Linked DNA regions of Homo sapiens: region 1 is linked to region 2. A link is a contact called in ENCODE Hi-C or POLR2A ChIA-PET data. All regions are on one chromosome and are shown on one strand. The core of a region is the stretch at or near the end of the contact, and the rest is flanking DNA. Distances in the headings are between cores, read along the strand shown. Region 1 overlaps KPNA2 (karyopherin subunit alpha 2). Region 2 overlaps NOL11 (nucleolar protein 11).

Region 1 (4,565 bases), core at 1,621-4,120, 300 kb before region 2:
GGGAGATGGAGGTTGTAGTGAGCCGAGATTTTGCCACTGCACTCCAGCCTGGGCAACAGAGTGAGACTTCATCTCAAAAGAAACAAAAAAAGAAAAGAAATGGAAAGGAACTACACCTGAAACTTGTAATATTTTGAAGGTAGCTCTGCCTTTGAGGGCCTAATTTTCCCCAGGCTATATTCCCCTTTCTTTGAAAAGCACCCACATGTATTTAACAGTAAACTGTGCATACAGTTTCAGAGGTTCAGGAGCCCCATAACCTATCTTGGATCTCAGGTTACACAGGTTAAGAATTCTTATTCATGCCAAAATATACAATCCAAAGGTAGAATTTTAGGTTATTATTTTAATCTTTGTGGTATTCTGTTTTTCAAACTTTCTAAAATTAGTATTATTTCTGTAACTAGGAAAATACATTTTAAAGAGTTACCAGGAAGAAAAGGAAGAAAGAAAGAGGAAGGAAGGAAGGAAGGAAGGAGGGAGGGAGGGGAGAGAGGGAGAGAAAAAAGAAAGAGTGACAGAAAGAGAAGAAGGAAGGAGGGAGGGAGGGGAGAGAGGGAGAGCAAAAAGAAAGAGAGAAAGAGAAGGAAGGAGGGAGGGAGGGGAGACACGGAGAGCAAAAAGAAAGAGAGAAAGAGAAGAAGGAAGGAGGGAGGGAGGGGAGAGAGGGAGAGAAAAAGAAAGAGTGAGAGAGAGAAAGAGAAGAAGGAAGGAAGGGAGAAAGAAAGGGAAGGGAAGGGAAAGGGATGGGAAAGGGAAGGGAAAGGGAGAGAAAGTAAGGAAAATGAATTAGTTTTGTGTTCCCCAAGTTAATCTTTGCTGAGTGGCTGAGATGTTGGTTGAAAGGATGGGCAAGAACAGAGTAGGGTGACAGTCATTGGTCACCTACAACTTTAGTCTAAGACAAAGGGTTGAAAGAGACCATCTTGGCCAGGCGTGGTGTCTCATGTCTGTAATCCCAGCACTTTGGGAGGCCCAGGCAGGCGGATCACCTGAGGTCGGGAGTTTGAGACCACCCTGACCAACATGGAGAAACCCCATCTCTACTAAAAATACAAAATTAGCCTGGTGTGGTGGTGCATGTCTGTAATCCTGGCTACTCGGGAAGCTGAGTCGGGAGAATCTCCTGAACCTGGGAGGCGGAGGTTGCAGTGAGCTGAGATCACACCATTGCACTCTAGCCTGGGCAACGAGAGCAAAACTCCATCTCAAAAAAAAAGAAAAAGACCATCTCATTCGTACATGTTTTTCTACATTTCTCCTCTATTTCAACAGTTTTGCTTTTAAAATATGTATTTTTGCAGCCACAATCGGGAGATGCCTTCTGGATATCATCCTTTGACCATTAATTTTAATTTTGAATTGATTCAAAGTTTTCTCATTCATCCAATCTTTCCTCATATTCCCTTGTTTTTATGGATAAGCTTCCAATATTTCTGCCTAAACTTGTTCAAGTTCTAAACATGAGTTTCTTCATAGTAGAAAATATGGCTTTGTGGTGGCTGTCTCAACAGTCAAGTGTTTGCTCATTAAAGAAACTTCATTAACACTAGTATTAGGGGCCTATCAGGTATTGATACTGACAAGCTTCCATCACCAAGTTGGACTTGGGTGGTTCAGTCCTGTTCTCATGGCCAATGAGAAGTTAGGGGAGGAGGTGCTCCAATTATTACGTCCAATAGAATTAAGAGAAAGGGAACCAGTGGGCACAGGAAGACAGCTGGACCTCTCACTGAGATACTGCAAAGGCTAACAGCCAGTCTAGGAACTTAGTCACAGTGGGCCCTCCTTGAGCCAGTTCCACTGTTCAGAAAGCTATGCCAAGCCCCTAAAAGACCTAAAGGCTGACAAAACATCTGACTTTTCGGTAGAATCCCATCATTAAGTATATGAACAATCCAGTATGGTCATCTTATGTTATGTGTATCTGACTGATAAGGGGGAAAAAAAAAGAAGAGTAATAATCAACTTAGCCTAGAAGGTAAAATATATCAAAACAAGAGTCTATGTAAGAACAAACAGAAATCTTTGGTGTTAAAAGGTTGGAGGCAGCCAGGTGCAGTGGCTCATTCCTGCAAATCCCAGCACTTTGGGAAGCTGAGGCAGGAGGATAGCTTGAGGCCAGGAATTTGAGACCAGCCTGGGCAACACAGCGAAACTTTGTTTCTTCAGTTATTACAGCTATTCCCAAAAACAAAAAGTTTGGAATAGCCGTAATACTCATCTAGGATATTTCTATTATGTAGGAATTAGTATCTATACTTTTCTTATGCCAGCACTTAGCTGCCCCACCAAAAGGTCTTTCACTGACACAATAAAGAGGCAGGATTTGAATTCAGACAGATCTGGCTCTTAAATACTAGTCCACTTCACTGCACCATGCTACCTCCCACAACTAGGATGGGAAAAGACATTTACGATTGTGAAAAGCCTGGAACGCACGAACTGATCAGTTTAAGAGGGTTCGATGCATACACCTCCTACACAGTGTTATGAAACTGTCCCAAATATTTAGGAGGAACTGAGCGTTCAGACACTAGAATTAGCTTTCAAACTATGCCAACATGTCATTTAACATGCAAGTGCTCAAAATTAAATTGCACTTCTGCCCTCAAAAAACCCTAGTTGATAGCTTGGGTGTTTCTTATCATTTTTATTAGCTGGGGTTATGAAACTTAAATGGGTGATGTTGCTAAAACACTTTTCTCTAACACTTTCCCATGGGGAGTTAGAGGGAGGCTGCATGATTTGGCCGGGTTTTGTTCATCACAAATTAGGTCAACAGCCCAATCCCAAAAGAAAGCACCATTAGTGAAATGACACGTTTCAAGGGCTTTCCAAAATCAGTCCACTGGGTTTTGGCAAGCTCCAGCAAGGGTGGAGAGGGGTAAGGAGCAGCCAGGCCTTAATGGCCTTCTGAACTTGGGTCCTGTATCTGACAAGGTTTCCAATGGCTCCTATGAACAAAACTGACTTTGCTCTTACTGCTGTTATGCAATTAAAGCAGCCAAATGCTGAAATAAAAAATCTTAACAATAAGGATTTACAGTAACGAAAAATTACCCCGTTTTTTCTTCAGTGATGATGCAGCCAGATTGATGAGAGAAAAAAAAAATCAACATTAGGAAACAGAATGTTGATTTCCTTTGTTCTAAAAATAATCAAGTAGCCTGATTATTTTTAGCCAAAATGCAATATAGCAATGAAAGAATACTTTGTGAAATGTTTAACACTGACATCTTTTAATGTTACTCTTTTCAGATTATTTCAACAAGCAAAGTAAGTGTCAGCAGTTTTTACTATAATTGCCAAATGGTATTAGGAATATTACCTTTCCTCCCTTGCTTACAACAAAAACAAATACAAAAATTAAAGTTATAGGTAAAGATATATTATCAAAGGGGATTTTTTTTTAGACAAGAGTCTCGCTCTTGTCACCAAGGCTGGAGTGCAGTGGCGCAATCTCAGCTCACTGCAACCTCCGCCTCCGGAGTTCAAGCGATTCTCCTGCCTCAGCCTCCTGAGTAGCTGGGATTACAGGCTCCCACCACCATGCCTGTAATCCCAGCTAATTTTTTGTATTTTTACTAGAGACAGGGTTTCGCCTGGGTGACAGAGCGAGACACCATCTCAAAGAGTAGTGGCTATCAACCTACACTGTACAGGAGCCCTTGGGAATTACATTTTTAAAAAAGACACATGGTGGACCCTCATGCCCCTCATCAACGAAACAGAACTGGGTACTTTCCCAGATGAGGCCCATGTGCAGCCGTGATTTACCTTGGAACCCCATTCGGCCTTGAAGTTTGGGAGGAAAGAATTCCATTTGTAGCTCCAGCAGAGATTTATGATTAAATTTACGGTGTTTAGCCCATCTCCCTGGCCAAGGAGACTTAAGGAGACACTGGCTGAGGGTTTCCAGAAAATGTTATTCATTCTTCTGCAAAAACTGCAGCCAGGACTACCTCTGGTTAATCCCATCAGTTTGGACAGGTTACCTTTCACTAGCAACATTAAAGGCCCCAAATTAGAAAGCAACACATAGGCATGGTGAAGTCAAGAAAAGGGTGGACTTGAATGTTTATTTACAGGATGCTGCAAGATAGGAAATTCCACATAGAAATTAGAAACCTAGTCAGAGGACAAGCTTCATACAGTATGTATGTACAGTTGGAACTGTTCAAGTATAGTTTCAGTGTAAAAAGTGCTACAGTAACAAACCACATTTAAGAAAGAGTTCTTAGTAGAGAAACAATAAGACAAAATACCAAACGTAGTACACAACAAATTTATGTCTCAGCTACATGATCTAAAAGTTAAAGGTCCCAGGAGCCCCATCCTGAACTTGGAAAGTGTAGCCTTCAGAGGTAGTTTCTGGTACAACGTTTTGATCTTCCTCTTCCTGGAAATATATTAAAAAATAAGTATAAAAATGATATAAGTATTCCAAGCAGCAGCCTACCTGAAGTCTGTATTTAATCTCTAGGTCTTGATCTGCATATTACACCTTTAATCCTGTATGATATTATAGTATTTGACATAGAGGAGGGAGGGTCTCTGAAACT
Region 2 (4,512 bases), core at 1,323-3,822:
TTTAAATTTTTGTAGAGACAGGGTCTCCCCATGTTACCCGACTACTGTGGTAGTTACATTTCCTGAGCTTAAGTGATCTCCCTGCCTCAGCCTCCCGAAGTGCTTGGATTACAGGCATGAGCCACTGTGCCCTGTTGGTCCAAATTCATTTTGAAGTAATATAAAACATCTGTATATTAACTATCCCTTACCTGGTGTATAACCAAACAAACCAGAAGAAATAGATGCTGTCAGCTCTGTGGTCTGAACGTATTAAACAAAGCATAACAAATTTGGCACTGACAACCCAAAGCATATGAATTCATCCAGAGATGAAAAGTAGCCAAGGATAATTAGGTTCACATGAAATTAAATTTAGACAAGAATTTCAATTTGTCAATTTACAGGGATTATGCCAATTTAGGAAACTGTAATTACCTCTCATATAGAGCCTCCCCATCCTGGTATTTGTGTTTCTGGGAGAGTAAATCAGTGTCAGTTGCTTGGCAAGTATGGAATTAGAGGGAAGATACTTCCAAGAAAAAAGAATTTCATTTTGGCAACAATGTGCAACTACCAGAAAGATCCCCTCCTCCTTCCTTCAGCTATGAAAGACATTACTGGGACAACTGTGGAAATCAGAATATAGACTGTAATCACTCTAGAGAACAATACTCCATTAATATAAATTTTCTGAATTTGATCGTTGTATTGTGGTCATGCAGAAGATGCCCTTGTTTTAGAGGATTAAGCTGAAGTATTTATGGGATTAAGCTGAAGTGTCTGGATGTCTGCAAATAACTCTCCAGTGGTTTAGGAACGAAAGAAAAAATACAGAGATTAGCAAAGCAAACATGATAAAATGTTACCAATTGGTAAATTTAGATGAAGGGTATATGGGTGTTGTTTTTGCTTGCAATTTTTTTTTAAGATTAAACTGTTCAAAAAAGAACTGGATATATGATCCAGAATGAACTCAACCATAATGATGTCACCAACAATTACAAAGAAGGCTAAGGAGGCAAAAAGCAAATAAATGCCGCATGTTAAGTAGTAATAACCCGTTAGCCCACATTTCCTTCGGAAAACAGATAAGGTTCATAAGAGGAAGTCATTTCCTTTTTTTATTTTTGAGACAGAGTTTCACTCTTGTCACCCAGGCTGGAGTACAATGGCACGATCTTGGCTCACTGCAACCTCCACCTCCTGGGTTAAATGATTCTCCCGCCTCAGCCTCCCAAGTAGCTGCAATTACAGGCGCACGCCAACAGGCCCGGATAATTTTTGGATTTTTAGTAGAGACAGGGTTCCACTATGTTGGCCAAGCTGGTCTCGAACTCCTGACCTCAAGTGATCTGCCCACCTCAGGCTCCCAAAGTGCTGGGATTACAGCCGTGAGCCACCGCGCCCGGTCAAAAGTCATTTTCTAGATGGAACTTCAGTTTAAAGAACAATTCTTTTATTGTTATATAGATGTAGTATATATTATATAATCAGAAATAAATCTGAGATATATAGTGTTATATGGCCTAGAGGAAGAAGACACACTGCCTATATATGATGAACATGGATAATTTACTTTCCAAGAAAAGGAACTATAGCAAACCGTCAGAATTTTACTCTGTAGTTAGATAAAATCTATTATTCAAAGACTTTATTCACTAACCATAACACCTGTTATGTCCCAGTGGACCTAGGCTTAGTCCTTGCCTTGAAGAACAGCCTATCAGAGTGTCTGCATATCTTTTTAAAATCCTAGTTTACTTTTAGTAATTTAGATTGCAGGTAACCTAGAAATAATTTATAACTACTATTTAAAGGCAATTATGCCCGGGTGCAGTGGCTCACACCTGTAATCCCAGCACTTTGGGAGGCCGAGGCAGGTGGCCTAACTCACTTTAGGCCAGGAGTTCGAGACCAGCTTGGCCAACATGGGGAAAGACTGTCTCTACTAAAAATACAAACATTAGCCGGGCATGGTGGCATATGCCTGTAATCTCAGTTACTTGGGAGGCTGAGGCATGAGAATCACATAAACCTGGGAAGCAGAGGTTGCAGTGAGTTGAGATCGCACCACTGCACTCCAGCCTGGGCGAGAGAGTGAGGCTCTGTCTCAAAAACAAAATGAAATAAAGGCAGTTACAATTTTCTACTCTAATTAAAATGGCATATAATTCTGAAAACCATAATACAGTTTATAGTCTTGTTTGTGGTAGTTACATTTCGTCAAGTATCTGATTCCTTACCATGTAAGTTATTTTTCAATGCAGAAGCCAGTCTTTAAGTACAAAATTAAATCAAAAGTCATGAAGAGTAAAATGTCAATCTATGAACTGACTGCCTCTGCATTTCAGTTGTTTATCTTCTTTTTACTGGCTAAGAGTTCACAGATCAATGAGACTTGTCTCTTTAATTATGGGTTCTTAGATATAAAATAAGAATCCACTACGCTAAAGCTCAAAATTCTTATAAAGAAAAGCTTAGGAACTCATAATTTTATATTATCTGGATGTCTGCAGATAATTCTTAAATGGTTCAGCAAAAAAAGATAAAAAGGTGGGGCCGGGCGTGGTGGCTCACGCCTGTAATCCCAGCACTTTGGAAGGCCAAGAAGGGCAGATCACCTGAGGTCAGGAGTTGCAGGCCAGCATGGCCAACATGGTGAAACCCTGTCTCTACTAAAAATACAAAAATTAGCTGGGTGTGGTGAGGCATGTCTGTAATTCCAGCTACTCGGGAGGCTGAGGCAGGAAAATTCCTTGAACCTGGGAGGCAGAGCAAGACTCCATCTGAAAAAAATGATAAATAGGCCGGGTGCGGTGGCTCATGCCTGTAATCCCAGCACTTTGGGAGGCCGAGGTGGGTGGATCACGAGGTCAAGAGATTAAGACCATCCTGGCTAACACAGTGAAGCCCCATCTCAACTAAAAATACAAAACAAATTAGCCGGACCTGGTGGCAGGTGCCTCTAGTCCCAGCTACCCAGGAGGCTGGGGCAGGAGAATGGCATGAACCCGGGAAGCAGAGCTTGCAGACTCCGTCTCAAAAAAGAAATAAATAAATAAATAAATAAATAAATAAATAAATAAATGAAATAAATAAAAAGGGGATATGCACCATGGAGACCGTATTTTTCATTTCTGCTAAGTACTGTATTACCGCTGAGCAAAAGGTCCCATTACATAAAGAGAACATGGTTTTTTTTTTTTTTTTTAAGGAGTTTCACTCTTGTTGCCCAGGCTGGAGTGCAATGGCGCGATCTTGGCTCACAGCAACCTTCACCTCCCAGGTTCAAGCGATTCTCCTGCCTTAGCCTCCCCGAGTAGCTGGGATTATAGGGATGCGCCACCATGCCTGGCTAATTTTTTTGTATTTTAGTAGAGACGGGGTTTCTCTATGTTGGTCAGGCTGGTCTCGAACTTCTGACCTCAGGTGATCTGCCCGCCTCAGCCTCCCAAAGTACTGGGATTACAGGCGTGAGCCACCGCACCCGGCCGATTTTTTTTTTTTTTCGAGACAGGGTCTTACTCTGTCATCCAGACTGGAGTGCAGTGGTGCTATCTTGGCTCAGCGCAACCTCCGCCTCCTGGGTTCAAGTGATTCTCCCATCTCAACCTCCTGAATAGCTGAGACTATAGGAACGCACCACCATGCCCAGCTAATTTTGTATTTTTTGGTAGAGATGGGGTTTCACCATGTTGTCCAAGCTGGTCTTGAACTCCTAACCTGAAGTAATCTGCCCGCTTCCGCCTCCCAAAGTGCTTGGATTACAGGCGTGGGTCACCGTGCCCAGCTGAGAATGTCATCATTAATAGAGGCTTTACCCTGTTCCTTTGGGATTTCTTTTCATTAAGGCCTACTGAGAGATTAAAAACAATGGAGGAGAACCTGTTTATTAACGGCCACATGTGTGACTAAAGTTTACATACAGTGCCTGACCTAAAACGCAGCTTTTCACTACTGCAAGGTAAATTCAGCCATCAGGATTCTTTCTGTAAAGCTGGGCTGTAGAATCACACTTGAACTTTTCATTTGTCCTAAAGGACAGGGGAGACCGCAGGAGGCAATCACGTGCCTGTGTGAGGGCCCCTCTCTGCCCTGCTTGTGGCAGAAGACACACTGCAAATGTGTGAAATAAAGGTGAGCTGTGGAACAAATGAGCAGGGGCAGCTTCTGACTCTGATAAAATTACATTCTTCCTAGAATCACTGCTTCAATGGTCATTTTTTATTAAAAGAAAAAATTCAAAACACATGATAAGAAATTAGACTTTTATCAATACACAAATAATTTTACTTAAAATCAACCCAGTTACATATTTTTAAAAAATTGCAGAACCTCTCCACACCAATGTCCACAGCCTAGAACAGGTTCATGTGAAACCTGCAGTCCTACCCCGGAGCATCAGTTAAGTGATGGTCCAGGTACTCACTGACACGTTTCTCTTGACACTGAGATGGTCGCAAACAAAACACCGTTCTTGCCTGGATGAAGCAAGAGTTCACATAAAAGAGCTTTATAAAATGTCTATGA

What was found. Hi-C counts contacts between places; a loop is a spot of excess contacts on that map. ChIA-PET counts read pairs that join two places held with the same protein, here RNA polymerase II (POLR2A). Pooled maps may share reads with other maps.
Region 1: a pooled map of psoas muscle shows a loop between it and region 2 (2.8-fold over the local background). The contact joins two enhancer-like sites. A Hi-C loop is called at or near these places in 2 of 50 pooled maps. POLR2A ChIA-PET finds 5 or more read pairs at or near these places in 2 of 52 experiments (WTC11 and activated CD4-positive, alpha-beta T cell).

What each region holds. Positions count from the first base shown.
Region 1 is chr17:68,046,341-68,050,905 of GRCh38, reverse strand. It overlaps KPNA2 (karyopherin subunit alpha 2), which reads right to left. Exons shown (of 11, transcript NM_002266.4): 11 at 4,052-4,402. The coding sequence ends at 4,310. Among named protein-coding and RNA genes, the nearest start is that of KPNA2, 13 kb to the right of the region's middle. RefSeq lists a silencer at 2,466-2,666. Within about 2 kb of position 2,870, at least 2 of the 41 ENCODE cell types and tissues checked have a DNase peak (open chromatin) inside an H3K27ac peak, as active enhancers do.
Region 2 is chr17:67,743,876-67,748,387 of GRCh38, reverse strand. NOL11 (nucleolar protein 11) reads right to left here. Exons shown (of 18, transcript NM_015462.5): 18 at 3,857-4,512. Among named protein-coding and RNA genes, the nearest start is that of SNORA38B, 5.5 kb to the right of the region's middle. RefSeq lists a silencer at 861-1,155. Within about 2 kb of position 2,572, at least 2 of the 41 ENCODE cell types and tissues checked have a DNase peak (open chromatin) inside an H3K27ac peak, as active enhancers do.